Linked DNA regions of Homo sapiens: region 2 is linked to region 1. Evidence: chromatin loops called from intact Hi-C (ENCODE). Cell type or tissue: IMR-90. All regions are shown on one strand.

Region 1 (8,000 bases):
GAAGAGAGCTAGTGAGGTTACATGCTTAACCGACTAGGGGTTTTCTGCCTGAAAACAATCTCTGAACATTTTGCTAAGTTTTATCCTTTCCAAAGTGAAAAGGTTGGTGAAGGATTTTAAGGACTTTCCGTTGCCTAGGGGCTGACAAATGGAGTTTGCCATCCTGACTGAAGCCATCGTGAGGCTGGAAAGAACGCCCTCAAGAAGTGGCCTATTCTATTTCTGCAGGGGAATACTGAGATTAAATTTCTCTTATGGAGCTTTCCTAGATTAGAAGGGGCTTGAAGTGTGTTAATGCCTTGAGGCTTCCTTGCCTTTGACTTAGCTGCCTGATTAGCTAACCTATTTCCTTTGGTTACTTTGTTTCCTTTTGATGTTCCTTACAATGAATCCCTGGTATTTCTCATGGAAGAAAAACTGAAGATAATAACCTGTTAATTCCCTGATGATATTTTATAGGCGATTCATTAGTGATAAGAAAATGTCTTTCCTTCTAAATGGCAGCATGAGCATGGAAAGCTAAGAAAGCATACTTCCAGTTAGTATAAGTGTTAGCTACCTTTCCCTTGCTTAATTTCGGTGCTCTTGTAAGAGCTATTAGTTCAGCTAATTGAGCACTTGTGTGTGGGGAGAGATGTTATTTAGAGTAACTACTGTTTATCCTACCTTATGTATTTCTTGCTTTACTGGCTGTTTGTTAGCTAAGAGCTCCCCCTAGAAGGCAGTAATCTTGCCATATTATGTGGGGTGTAAAGAGTTAAAGTTAATTTGGAGGCTTTTCTGACCAGTGAATCTATTGTGGAAGTGGTTTGGAAACAATAGGTCCTCCTAACTGCAACTAAGAGGTTTAGAAAAATATTGGATTAGAGTTTTTCCTGAGATACCCCTTACAAGGTTGTGCTGTGGGAAAAGGGGAGCCCTGGATTAGACAAGAGAAAAGAGGGAGACTGGCTCTAGTGTTTAGAAGGTAGTTTACTTTCCTTCCTTTAATTTCCATAATCACCCAGGGCTCTTGCGCTATAATGGCAGTTTGCTACTCTGGAGCCAGTGTTTGAGCCCCAGGACCCATCAGACCCTCTGTGAGACTGGTTCTAAACACAGTGAACTTTGTCTCTGGGGGCAGTTTGATTTCCGGTGGCCTCCACCATAGGCTGGACAGGGTTGAGGTGGCTTCCTCTTGCTGTTTGGGCATTCCTTCTTAAAATGCCCTGGCTTGTCACACGGATAGCAACTAGCGGATGCACCTAGTGGATCCTGGAATTTGCAAGCCTGCAAAGCAGCTGCTATAGCCTTTGTTCTTCTCCTGAGCATTCCCTCTTTTGGGCCTCCTCCTGGTCCCTATTATAAAAGATTGAAGTGGCCACCCTCAGGAGGCTCTCTAAGGTACTATCTGGTCCTATAGCTTGCTTCTATAGTTTCCTTCTAATATCAGAAGCTGCCTGTGTAATAAACTTGTCTTTTAGAATAAGCAGCCCCTCAACTGAGTCAGGGGTTAAGGAGGTGTACTCTATCAGTGCCTCCCTCAGCCTTTCCACAAAGGCTACAGGATTCTTCTCTGGCTTTTGGTTTATCATAGACAAACCAAATTTACAATTAGACCAACTCAATTTAGAATTGAGAGGTCTGGCCTTAGTTCTTTGTAGCCCCTCTAAAACGCATATTAAAACGTGCTTTCTTTTCCATTCATCTGCAGAGCTACTGGGGTCCCAATTAGGGTTGTCAAGAGCAACTGCTTCTCTTTCAATTGGGAATGGTGTTTCTGCAATTCCCCGTCACATTTCCTTGCTTTTGGTGTATTATAGAACATATGTTGCTCATCTCCAGAGTTGTCTGCTGCCTGCAGATCTTTCTGTTTTTCAGTTGCTCTTAGGATTTAGTTCAGGAGCAGCATAACATACTTCCACATGAGGTGAAACACCTGAGTTAAATTCTGGAAAGCTTCTATATATCTATCAGGGTTGTCAGAAAATTGGCCTAAGTTTCCTTTTATTTGCCTAAGGTCCTGAAACGAGAAAGGAGCTTGAAGAGGCCCCAAATAAGGAGCTGCAGATGGTTCCCATGGAGGTTGCTTTTGTAATTTGGAGGAATTATTATCTTTGGGCCTTCCTGATATGATTGATAAAAGAGCTGGTCTTACAATGCTTGCAAAGGTTTAGTAAAAATTCCATACCCTTGTGTAAAAGAAAATGAGTCACTTTTATCTTCAAACTCCTGAGGTTAAAGAAGTTCCAGTGTTTCAGAGTGCACTCCAGAGGGGTGCAAGCTGAAGACAATCTGTTATTCATCTAGAAAAAGAAGTGAGAATAAAAGCATCCTTTTAGTTGCCTTCCTTTCAGTATGTGACCCAGGGTGGAGAAGAAGACAGTAGGAGTGTCCCCGGATTGTTTTCCCTCCTTGGTTCCTGGGTTGCAGCATCCTGTTAAATGTGCCGCCCATGGTTGTAGGTGTGACCCTCCAAGCCATGGCACCAGAGAAACTGAGCTTTTGGGGCTCGTCACGCTCACCCAGCCAGCTGTAGTTCTCTGCCTGTGATTTCCCTTTGATTTCCTAGACTTGTGTGACCTGCTTGGCTCCCCGAAAAAATGGGTCTCCAGAAAGACTATAATGGTTGCCTTTGGGCAAGGCTTCTTTAATGGAGGCAATGTGCTAGATTGCCTGCTATTATGGCCCGTGCTGAAACATTTACCCTTAGAAAAATGGTTCCGGTTAACTTCCAAACTTGAAATCTCTGTACTAACTAATTTAAAAGACAATAGCGTAAAACAGTAATCATAATCCAGGAATTCCACTAATTAGTATATATTTGAAACAATGAAATTAGTGTACCAAAGACATATTATCTGCATCCCCATGTTCATTGTAGCATTTTCATGATAGCCAAAACATGGAATCAACCTAAATGTCTATCCATCAGTGAAAGGATTTAAAAAACGGAGTTTATATTCAGTTGGTGCAAAAGCAATTTTGGTTTTTGCCATGACCAGAGAACTTTTGCACCAACCTAATTTATGCAATAAAATAATATTCAGCCTTAAAACAGAAGGAAATAATATCATTTGTGACAACATGGTTAAACCTGAAAGACACAATGTTAAGTGAAATAAGCCAGGAACAGAAAGACAAATACTGTGTTATCTCACTTATACGTGGAATCTAAAAATGTTGAATTCACAGAAGTAGAGGGTAGAATGGTGGTTAACAGAGAGAGGTTTAGGGGGATATTGGTCAAAGAATACAAAATTTCAGTTAGATAGGAGTAATAACTTCAAGAGCTCTATTGTACTATATGGTGACTGTGGTTAATAATATGTTGTATTCTTGAAAAATGCTGAGTGTGGATGTAGAGTTCTCACCACAAAAATGATAACTATGTGATGTAATGCATATGTTAATTACCTAGGGTGAGTCATTTTGCAAAGTATATTTTCCTCAAAACATCATGTTTTACATTGTAAATACATATCATTTTATCTGTCAATTTAAAGAATTAAAGATAAAAATAAATAAAAAATGAAACAGTTGTGGTGAGTTAATATATAAAGATGCAATTGGTTTGACAATAACATAAAGCAGACGAAGTCATAGAAAAGAGTGTGCATACTATGGAAAATAAATTTATACTTAACTGAACTAGATTATTATAAAATAATGTTAATTCTAACTCCCAGAATAACTACTAAGAACATAATTCAAAAATTATAGTAAAGAACAAGGAATAAAAATGGTATACTAGAAAATATATACTTAACAGAGAACAGAGAGAAACAAAAAATATGTAACACTTACGAAAAAACAAAGAACAAAATGGGGCTAACTGGACTGAATGAACATTGACTCATGCAATTGAGTTGTAAATTATTTCCTAAGCATGCATCTGATGCTTACTAAGATTCACAGAAATGCAGAAAGTTTCATGGCTTTTCTGAAAAAAGAATGTAGCTTCTTTCCATAAAACTAATTAGCCAAAGCAGACTTTTCCCAATTTGTTTTCTTACCTTCCAAAAATATTTCCTCATTGTTGACATTGGAGGTTCTTAATTTAACAGTAGTTTTTCTGTACTTTTTTACTTAAAAGGATGCTGATACCTTTTTGTATTCATCCAGCATGGTTTCTATCTGTCTTGCCCTGTTTCTAGGTGGAGTATGAAGAAGTATCATTATTTCAAGAAGTGAGTGGTACTTGAGTTTCATACCTAGTTTGGTCAAACTTGTAAGTTCAACAATCTGTTAAAGAGCAGAACTTTAGAATTTTTAAACTTTTATTTTGCATACTTTTTATGATGTGCAACTTAAAAAGAATTCCAAACACAACATCATTAAGTGTGTATCTTAATTTTATAACCAGATTGAAATCCTGGGAGTGTCCAAATGACTACTCAATTTCCTCTAATAATATTTTAGATAATAGCAAATTGCTTTTTGAATAATGCCCAGGTCCTTTAGTTTCATCAGTGAGGAAAAACTGCAGATTTGAAAGATGGAAAAGGTATTTTAAAAAGCAAACCTATGTTTTTCTTATAGTTTGGTTTGCAATTACCTAACAATAAAGTTTCTGGGAATATTCTCAAGAAATGCTTTAGAGCCAAACTGATATTTACTAAAGCCAAACATGGATGATGATATAGCCAGTCAAAAACCAAACATACAAATAACATATAAATTAGCAAAACCTAGGTTTTCTTCCCCTATTTCCTCCACAACCAGACTGATCTCCAGCTACTCTAAGAATCCAGGCAATTGTTAAAAAAAATAATAAAGAAACAAAAATAAAAATGAAAAACAAAGCTAATGGAAAGAGAGTTTGAACAATGATCAATGATGAATATCTTGACAGGAAACTTTCATCCCAAAAATAAGGTTTCTCAACTTGAATTTTGAGAAAATCACAAAGTAATACAGAAAACACCGTTATCAGAAAGAAGCCTGTTGAGAATCTGAAATCTGATATTTACTAATAATTAAACATAGCAGCATTTTGTGTGTTTTTTTAAGGCTTTCACCTATGTGTTGATTGTGGTTTCAAGATAAAGGAGTTCAGTGGCTACTAGGAATGGAGATGCAATAGACCTCCTTTGATGAGTCATGATCTATTTTAGCATGTTAAGCCTGTTAAAAGCTCTGACAAACCTAGTAGTAAAAAAACACTTTGTTATACTGGGCACTTCCCAAACTCTTATAAGCAAACATAAGTTCTATTTTTTAGACCAGTGCCATTGAAAACAGTTTTAAAAGTGTTTAGACAGAGTCAGTTATTAAGAAAATTAAATGAGGAATATTTATTTTTATTTTATAGGCATATCAAACATTGGTGGTAGTGTAGCAAAAAATAAATTGCTGATGAGTACTGCAATTATGCATAATCCTTATGGAAGACCATTTGGCAATATGTGTCAGAAGTTTTTAAACTTCTAAGCATTGGACACGATTATACCACAAGATGAACTGCATGATTAATTTACATAAAAGATACATGTTACAGGATTATTTGTAATATGTCCCCACAAAGGGGAATGAGCAAATACATTTTAGGATGCTATATATTGCAATAGTAATATGATGAAAAAGAATATTTAATGGAATGGGAAATATGCTATATAATTTAGTGAAAAAAGTGCAGGCCATAATACGTATACTATATGTATACCTTTGTATAAAAACCTATACACAATTGTATGTAGAAAAATAATAGAAATATATAAGCTAAAATGTTATCTCTGGTGAGGGTATGTGTATTTTTGTTTTCCTGCTTTGCTTATCTATATTTTTCACATATGTATGTATATATTTTATTATGAATAAATTATGAATATTATGTTTCTTATAGCAATATAAAACTACAAGAAATATATGTATGTATATATATTTGTATACTCCTTGTATTTTTATATTGCTATAATATATATAATATTCATAATAAAATAATATTTATAAAATAGCCCATAACACTTTACCTCATTTTTACTCCCAACAAAAAAATACTTGAAAGCTGAGACTTTGTAATGGATGCTTTGATCTTTTGTATGTCTGTCTTTCAAAAGATTGGAAATATTGAGTCACATTATAAAACCATGTTGCAACCTATTAAGTATACATCTTCGAGTTTGTAATTTGAGGTTGTATCATTTCATTCCTTCTAATTTACTAAAATATATATTTTATTTGAAGTGTTTTGTACAGGTTTTTTTAAATGTTACATATGTTTTAAATATATTTTAATAGGCAAAATACAAGAGAAGAAGTCTAAAGAATTAGAAGCTTATGGCCTCAGAGAGCATAATATGTGTCCCTTACAACATAAGACAGAGAAGATAATGTATGTTTCTCCCTAGAAAATCCAAAGGACTGGAAATGAGCTAAGGAGTTATTTTGATGGTTGGGGAAAGAGAGGCGGTAGCAGGGGCTAGCCTTCCAAAATTAATAGGAGCAAAGAATGTATCAGTGCTTCCTGTGAACACACATCAGCCTTGCATGCAAGGTTATATGGGGTCCTATCCAAAATGGTCACCTAGAGCAACAAGGCAAAATCAGCAAAGATAACCCAAAGTTAGTGCTGTATTTCTACAAAGCTAGGAAAGGGTACATCCAGCAAAAAGTGAGGTGTCTTCACCTGTAACAACACTGTAAGGCAGACATCCCCAGAGATGGCAAGAGGGTCTCCAAAGAAACCATAAAATAAATGTCAAAGGAAATGGTGAGTTTTGAACATATTGAAGAAGATTGGTATTCTGAATAACCACAACACTGTGAATCAAGTCAGAACTTTCTTCTCTCCTTACAAATCCTTCCTCCCCATGCTGCAACCCTGGAGAAGTTAGAAATGTTATTGACAAGGAGTAACACCTGGTAGAAAACAGCAGCTTTACAGGGCCAGTGAGACAAAAATAAAGTTGTTTTACGATTACGTTCCATAGATTTTGCTTGCTCAGGATAATTGTTATTTAGTGGGAAAGGAATAGGGTGGTCACATTAAAAAAATGAATCCCAGTTAAATTTCAATTTTATCTAAAGTCACTAATTTTTGTATATTGAAGCAAATGATGCTTGGGTATTAATACGTTAAAATATTCCCTGGTTGCCTGAAATTCAAATTTAACTGAGATTTCAATACTTTTATTTGCTAAATCTGGCAATCCTACCTTCTTTGTATTATTTAATGCGTATTGGACTAAAGTCTACCTTGCTTGATATCAGAAACTTTACCTTACTTTCTTTTTATTGCATTTTCCTGGTATGCTTTTGTATCCTTTTATTTTTAGCCATTCTGAATCACTTTAATTTTAGTTGTGCCTCATATACACAGCAAAGAATTGGTTTTTGATTTGTATACTCCAATCTGACAATCTTCTCTTAGTAAGCAAGGTAAATCCATTTGGATTTACTAAGATGGTTAATATGTTTGGTCTCAATTCTACCATTCCGTGTTGTTATTTATTACTTGCTAATATAAAGTTATTTCATACTGTTAGCCTGTTTTCTTTGCCTTTTAAATTTTTTTGTACTACCTTGGTAAATAGAGAAGACTATATTTGTATTCTAAATGACTTTTGTATGAATTATTCTCTGACTGTCTCCCTGTGGGGTTGATAAGGGCTTTCTGCTGCTCCTAACTATTAGTTAATATCAGGTGGGCCACTCCACGTGGCTGTCCCTTTCACAAGGTTTTGGGAACTAATGCTTCATTTCAAGCTTGGGGTGGGAACAGCATTCTGGTATCAGTAGTTCTAGAGTGATCAACTCTCCTTTGTAGCATCCTTATAAACAGCCCATATCTATGTATATAGTCCCTCTTTAAATGTTCCTAAACATGCCAAATTTGAGAGGACCATGCATTTTCGGCCATTGCTGACTAATACACAAAGTATTTAATTAACAAACAAGCTAACAAAACAGAAGTCATCGCAGTGGATGGCTACAATGAGAAGAAAACTCATTGAATATAGAAGATAATTTGGAAATATTTCCCAAAACTCATAAGCAGGGGATAGAGATAAAAATAGGAA
Region 2 (8,000 bases), 95 kb before region 1:
TGTTTTAATATATGAGAACATGAGATTTGGGAGGGGCCAGCATCAGAACAATATGGTTTGGCTGTGTCCCCACCAAAATCTCATCTTGAATTGTAGTTCCCATAATCCTCACATGTTGTGGAAGGGACCTGGTGGGAAGTAATTGAATCATGAGGGCAGTTACCCTTATGCTGTTCTCATGGTAGGGAGTGAGTTCTCATGAGATCTGTTGGTTTTATGAGGGGCTTTTCCCACTTTGTTCAGCACCTCTCTCTCTTGCCAACATGTGAAGAAGGGTATGTTTGCTTCCCCTTCCACCATGATTGTAAGTTTCCTGAGGCTTCTACAGCCCTGCTGAACTGTGAATCAATTAAACCTCTTTTCTTTATAAATTACCCAGTCTTGGGTCCATCTTTATTAGCAGGGTGAGAACGGACTAATACAGCTTCCTTAATGGAATTGTTTTAAGTTTCTTGTCTGGAATATAACACATCTCCATCTATTTAGCTTCAATCACTGGCAACTTATTTTGTCCCTTTCATGAGGTCATAATTTCCTGATTATTCCTAACACTTGTAGCCATACACTGATGTCGGTGCATTGAAGAATTAGGTATTTACTCCAATCTATGCAGTCTGGTTTGTTCGTGCCTGTCTTTCTTCTGTGGGCTTGTCCAGAAATCTCAGAGGCTGAATATTGTCAAATCCCATGACTGCTGCCACTTTCTCAGCCCTAGAAGAAAACCTAAACCCAGATTCACCTTAAATCTTGTGAGAACTCCAAGGTTAGTGTGATGACCTGGGCTGTATGTACTTGGAGAAGACCCAAGGCAGGGTTATACTCGGACTGTGTGAAAAGCTGGCTAGGGAACTGAGCCTGGAAGATTGTCCTGTTGGCAAAGACAAGCAATTTTCCCAGCAGTTCTCTTCCCAGGTAAGATAATCCTCTGACTGAAGTCAGAGGGGTTGTAGTCAAGATTGGACTTTCTCAGAACATGCAGCGGGATAGAAGTTGGTGAGACTTCTCAGTAGCCTAGATGTGTGCACTTCTAAGCAGTTTTCTGCACAGATGGAGCAGTTCCCCCAACTGTAGTGAGAGAGGCTGGAGCTGGTACTGGGCCCTCTCAGAATCTGCTGTAGGATGGGGACCAGCAAGCACACTCCTGTGTCCCCAGCAGGGGTGAATCCCTAGCAACTCCCTACATAGGTGGTACAGCTTCCTAACTGAAGCAAGAGAGGCCAGAGATGAGACTGAAGCCTCTCATAATCTGCTTTGAGATAGAGGCTGCTGTGCCTATCATGGAGTCTCAGATGGGTAAATAATTTCCAGGCTACAAGATATGAGTGAGTCTTCCTCTAAATTCTTGCGTGAGCAGTAATAAGCTGGGACCATGGCTGAGGGGAGCAGAGGTTGAGTTACTAAGTAACTTTCAGGTCTGTTGCTGAGACTGATGTCAGCAGGCAGCCAAGCCTTTCTGCCAAGGCACTAGTGTGAAAGATTCTTCCTGGACCTTTTGGCAGATGGTTTTGATTTCAGGTTAAGGGCCAAACATGACTGTAGCCATGCCCTTTAGGGAGCAGGGCAAATTTATGGGTTTGAACTCAGGAGCAAAATCAGCAAGTCTGCTACCTGTGGGCTGGTCTGCACACTCAAAATGGCCTCCCTAAGTTTTGGGCTCCACTGGGATTTCACAGCCTCATACCTGAATCTCCAAGCTCCCTCAGAGAGACTTCCATCTGTGGATGAGTGTGGGATTCTTGTTGTTGTGAGGGGATATGAGCATGTGACCTATTCTGCCATCTTGGTGACATCCTCTTAATATATTATTTAAGGATATATATGTGGGTGGCAAATTTATTTTAAAAATTAAGTAACAAAATTCAAGACAGTGAATGCCTCTGAGAGGTTTCAAATGGAGACAGATGCTACTAAGGAGGATCACCCGGGGGTTCTAAATCCCTAGAATTATACTATTTCTTAACCTGGGTTACTATTTTACTCACCTGGGTGGTAAGTGCTTGTGTTATTATTATTATTGAAACTATAAATTTATATGTTAAGTAGTCTTACCTCTATGTGCTACATTTTAAAATTTTTAAAAAGTTGTTATAAAAATGAGCGAATGTTTAATGTACTAATATGGAGCAATCTCCACAATAAATTTTACATGATAATTCCAGAATGCAAAAAAAAGGATTAAAATATGCCATTCTCGAAAAAGTGTGGAGGTAGTAGAGTTAGTGCTTATGTGCTTGAATATATACAGGTATCTCTGAAAAGATACACAAGTCAATGCTAACACAAATTACCTGAAAAAAAGCTTTTCACTGCAAATTCTGTAGTACTTTTTGAATTCTGAACCCTGTGAATGTATTATCCAATAACGATTTTTTAAAAACACACAAAAAAAGTAAAAGACCTGAATTTAGGTATAAATACCCCCTTTTTAATATGTATTTTCTAAAATAAGTAGATGCTCTCAGAATCATTTTCACTGGCCATAATTTTTTTTTTTTCTGAAAACGTGGTTATGGCCACCATTATATTGAGGACTTCTTACATATGAGTTTGAGCTTAAGATATGGTTGATGCATTAATTTTTCCCCTTCTCACTCACATTCTTCCAATTGTAGAAATGTACAATAGCTGCTATCATCTGTCCTCTGCACATAGGCCAAACTGCAAGGTAGTCTATATTTTATTTTATTTATTTCGTTTTTATTTTTATTTATTTATTTATTTTGAGACTCTGTCACCCAGCCTGGAGTGCAGTGGCGTGATCTCGGCTCACTGCAAGCTCTGCCTCCCAGGTTCACCCGCCATTCTCCTGCCTCAGCCTCCCGAGTAGCTGGGACTACAGGCGCCCACCACCACACCTGGCTAATTTTTGTATTTTTAGTAGAGATGGGGTTTCACCGTGTTAGCCAGGATGGTCTCAATCTGCTGACCTCCTGATCCGCCCACCTCGGCCTCCCAAAGTGCTGGGATTACAGGCATGAGCCACCGCTCACGGCCAAGGTAGTCTATATTTTATTAATGGAGGTAGACTGACTGTTGTCCATAGTCTTTACTGTGAACAAGCTTCTCATGACCATTTTCACTCAGCAGGCTTTGTATTAGGAATGAGAGTGAAACTGGACCTTTCTCACTTAACTTTTTGTAGGATTTATGTAGGGTTGGAGAAATGTTATCATTGCCATTCTATCCAAGAGCTTCTTTTTCCTCTAATATCATGTCAATAACACAGAAAAATCTGAAGCTCATGTATTGTGGCATGATACTTACTAGGTTACTTAAGGGTGTATGTATGTTACTTAAGCTCCTATATTGTGGCAAGATACCCACTAGGTTACTTAAGGGTGTATGTCCACTGCTTGAACTCTGAAGCTTGGGCAGTGAGCTAAGGCTATGCTATTCAACCAAGGAGCAGGTATGCATGAGAACCCAAACATCCCAGAAAATATATGAGAACCTACCAAAAAAACAGCCTCATCAGTCAAACACAGTAGGCAAACACCTAGAAAATTAGCTTAAAAGCAGTTTTGAGATGGGAGTCAGTGTGGATCTCTACAACTGTCCTGTGACCATCCAGGAGTGCCCAAATGTAAGTCCTAATAAACTCATCTATTCATTAAGCTGAACTTGTCTGAGTCAGTCTTTGGTCTCTTGGCTCCTTCCCAGTTTGGTGGGGAACATTACAGTCTTAAGCTTTTCTTGTAACAATTGGCATCACGAATAGAACCACAGATGAGTCAGTGTGGAGGGAATCCTGAGGTGGTCAGCAACATGCATGTGAAATGAGTCGCCCAACTGCTCAACTGCTGTGAGCTGATATGTGAATATGGGAATGCTCAGAAAATGCCAGTGGGGACTGAGCATGTATTATAAATATTTAATAGCTAATATATTAAAGTATGATAAGAACAGCAAGCACACTGTTGTTGCAGTTAGTCTGGCTACCGAGAAATAGAGCAGAGCAGAAATGGGAGAAAGGATTGAAACTCCAGCAGAAGATGAAAGGCATGCCGGGTTTTCTAGGACTCTAGCTGGTTACATATTATGGCTCATTTTTGTGTACATTTTAAAACTGATGAGCAAATTACAAAAGAAAAGTTCGGAGCTCAAATGGTTAAGCTGCAACTATAGAGTTAAGTAGATTCTTCTAAAGTTCTCTATTTCTCTCTTTCATTTCCTGCCTTATTTGAATATGCTATTATTAAGCTACTTGTGTGGAGAAAAAACTCACTAATTCAAGGCCATTTTGGGATATCATTTTTCTTATACAGTTTGGCCAATTCTAACTGAAATGTAGACATTAAAAATCATTTGAAATCGAGGGAAACAAAAGAGTAAAACAGGTTTTCATAATCAAACTTCTATAGAAACTGCTCTATCCAAAATTTTGGTCCACAGACTTCATTGAATTACCTATAAGAGCAAACAAAGTTTAACCATATTTTCGGATCTCAATTTTGTTAGAAGTAATTTGGATCTAGAAATCTTTGTAAAATAAAGAGTTTGTGGTGGTGTCTCATGTCTAGAGTTCGAAGGTAAAAGCTATTGGATTTTTGTTTGTGTGTCTGTATACAAGTATTACATTTTTATGTTTTTGTATGTGTATTATGTTCTATATTATATCTATCATGGTACCAAATGACTTGTAAGTACATGAGTACCTATAAATTATGTCCAAATTTTTAAAGTACATGTTGATTAAGTAATTTTTAATAAATAATCTGGCTTTAAAATTATTAGTAAAAGAAAAATGTCTTTAGAATTGTCAACATAATTTTTTCTGGGTTTACTGATTAGAGTTTTATATTGGCCTCAGCTAAATATTATAAAATGTCAGAGTTTGAAATAAAGGTTATGAATATAATTATCCAAGACCAGAATAGTCTTCGTTTTTGTGATTTTTTTGATAAGTAAAACTAATTGAATATTTTTAGTCCAATTAAATTAGCTAAAGTTTCTGAGTTACTGCCAAAATGCCTGTGTGTTTAACTTTAAGGACTTTGCTTAAATAAACACCTGATATTCACAGGCTATGAAAATGGCTAACTGTAAAATCACTTGAAATGATGACTAGCTTTGTCTATTGTCTTGGTTCTCATGAGTAATCGAGGTAAACTTCTAAATATAAATAAATTGAGTAAATATAAATGAGACAAATGCCAGTAGGTAGAACTTTTGTATGGTTTAAAAATCTTAAAATTGTTTTAAGTACTAATTAACTGTCTGGGTCATTTCAAATTTTAAAAAGGTTATGATATGGGGCATTGGTGACACTTCTGAAATCATTAATGGAAAATATAGAGCAGGTGATCCTTAAGGTGGATAATATCCATACTGTGAAAGTCTTGGCTAATGCTTTTTCCAGTTTTCCTTTAGCAAAAAGGTAACAGGACCAGTTTGCTTTTACTTAAAAGGTCCAACAATAGGCTTTCCAGGTGCTACCACAAGGGTACCTGTACAGCCCCACCATCTGTCATGGTATGGTTGCACCAGAGGGTGCCGTGAAGCCTGCCAGAGGGCAGCTGGTCCCAGTTGTGCTTCTTTTTTTTTTTTTTTTTTCAGATGGAGTCTCGCTGTTATCAGCTGGGCTGGAGTGCAATGGCACAATCTCAGCTCACTGAAACCTCTGCCTCCCAGGATCCAGCAATTCTCCTGCCTCGGCTTCCCGAGTAGCTGAGATTACAGGCACCCCCCACCACACTCAGCTAATTTTTGTATTTTTAGTAGAGATGAGATTTCACAATGTTGGCCAAGCTGGTCTTGAACTCCTGACCTCAGGTGATCCACCCACCTTGGCCTCCCAAAGTGCTGGGATTACAAGCATGAGCCACCACACCCGGCCCCAGTTGTGCTTATTGATGGAGATCCAAGAGCCTTACACTATCAACTTGCAGCAGTACCAATACCAGCGGGAGTGATCATCATGCGGGTAGCATGGACAAGGCCCAAAACTTATCAATTGGCTATTATCCCACTTCTATGGAGGGAAGCTAGTACTGTAAGCCAGGCCTCAAGCCCACAGTGGCCACCTAATAGGGCCAATGGATACAAATTCAATGCTAATGATGCTAAAATAAATATATCCATGATGGTCCTCACTAAACACTTGTGTTTATACCCATAGGCTGTTGTTCCTGGTACTCATGGCAGCTGGTAGCACCTTTTTTGGACTGGGTTGCAAATATGGCAGCAGTCAACAACCAGTCTGATTGTTGCATATATAGATACCTTCCCCTAACAAATGATGATGGTATGCCTTAGAATATTCTGCCATTCTCTCTACAGAGCTAGAATAACTGGATAAACAACACCTAAAATACAACCTGGGCTCACTGGGGATTTTTTCCACCTGGAGGCCTGATAGGCAACTCAATGGAGAACAAACAACATGTGCCCTTATAGGTGCTACCTGTTGTGCCTGTATCCCAGATAAAGAAAATTATAATGTCATAAATGCTTTAAATCATTTGTCAACTCAGATCCATGATACAACCAATTAGGTCTCTTTGACTCATTCTCAAATTAGTTAGACACCTTACCTATTCATTGGAGTTATGTTTTGCTAACAGGCATCATAATTGTAGTTATTTTCAGCTTTTAATGCTGTTATATAGGATATAGGTATAGCCTATACACAAAAGCCATGGGTATACATTATAGGCACATATAGTTCTTCCCCTTGTATGCTGTTGAGGGACACTCACATAAGATTGGCAAAAAAATATAAGAGCTGGGGAACAGGGTGGATTGTAGTGGGATGGGTCTCCCACCAGGTTACTCACAAGTGAATGTCTGCTGTCTGAACCCTGAAGACTTGGCAGTGAGCCAAGGCCATGGTGTCCAATAGAGGAGCAGGTTTCCCTGAGAACCTAAACATTCCAGAAAATATATGAGAACCTACCAAGGAAAACAGTCTCATCACTCAAACACAGTAGGCAAAGAGACAGAGACAGACACAGAAAATTAGCTTAAAAGCAATTTAGAGACAGGAAGTGGCACAGATCTCTACAGCTGTACTGATGTTATCCAAGAGTGTATGTAAGTCCTAATAAATTCATCTACTCATCAAGTTAGACTTTTCTGAATCATAGTTTGGTCTCTTGGCTTCTTCCCAGTTTGGTAGGGGACACTGTAGTCCCAAACTTTTTTCTCACAATAGCTCAAAGACATTGATTCTTAGAAAAGAAAGAGACTGTAGCAATCAATTTTTGAATGCTTATAAACATTCTCTATTTCTCTATTTGATAATCTCATGCCATTTTAATCAGGAATTGTACATGCAAATCATTCTGTTTTAAGATAATTGAAATTCCAAACCAAATTCATGCTGTGAAATAATGAGAGTTTCTAAAATTGTCTGAACATATTAGAACTTCAATAATTTAAGATTTGTTGGACTGGTCAAAATAGAGTGAGAAAGCACACAACAACAAAACAAACTAAATTGGCAAGGTAGCTTAGTATTTGTGTGGGCTTTGAGTGAGACAGGCCTGGCTTCTAATCCTGTCATCTCCATGTGCTAGATATCTGATTTTTGCAAGATTTTATAAGGCTATAAGCACAGAGGTTTTAATGTATAAGATGCCTATTTGTTCTATGCAAGAAAAAGAACAAGGGTAAACAGTCTAATGTTATCAAGAAATGTAGCTTCTGCAGAAAGGGATTTCAACATCCCTTCATGTAAAATTCAACATCCCTTCATATAAAAACCCTCAAAAAAATAGGCATTGAAGGAACATACTTCAAAATAATAAGAGCCATCTATAAAAAACCCACAGCCAGCATCATGCTGAATGTGCAAAAGCTGGAAGCATTCCCCTTGAAAACCAGCACAACACTGGATACCCTTTCTCACCACTCCTGTTCAACATAGTACTAGAAGTCCTAGCCAGAGCAATCAGGCAAAAGAAAGAAAGAAAAGGCACCCAAATAGGAAGAGAGGAAGTCAAACTATCTCTGTTTGTAGACAATATGATACTATTACCTAGAAAATTCTGTAGTCAGTC

Evidence for each region. Peaks named below come from ENCODE experiments on the same cell type or tissue, not always from the same donor. Only the 100,000 strongest peaks of a DNase experiment are listed, where the experiment ranks them.
Region 2: it touches region 1 in a loop (3-fold over the local background); 3 of 110 quality-filtered maps call a loop at or near these places.

What each region holds. Positions count from the first base shown.
Region 1 is chr17:53,623,557-53,631,556 of GRCh38, reverse strand. No RefSeq gene overlaps it. Among named protein-coding and RNA genes, the nearest start is that of KIF2B, 200 kb to the left of the region's middle. RefSeq lists an enhancer at 663-1,163. In IMR-90, no CTCF peak of the experiment used is centred here; DNase peaks (open chromatin) are centred at 3,356, 3,816 and 5,086.
Region 2 is chr17:53,718,343-53,726,342 of GRCh38, reverse strand. No RefSeq gene overlaps it. Among named protein-coding and RNA genes, the nearest start is that of KIF2B, 100 kb to the left of the region's middle. In IMR-90, no CTCF peak of the experiment used is centred here; a DNase peak (open chromatin) is centred at 3,692.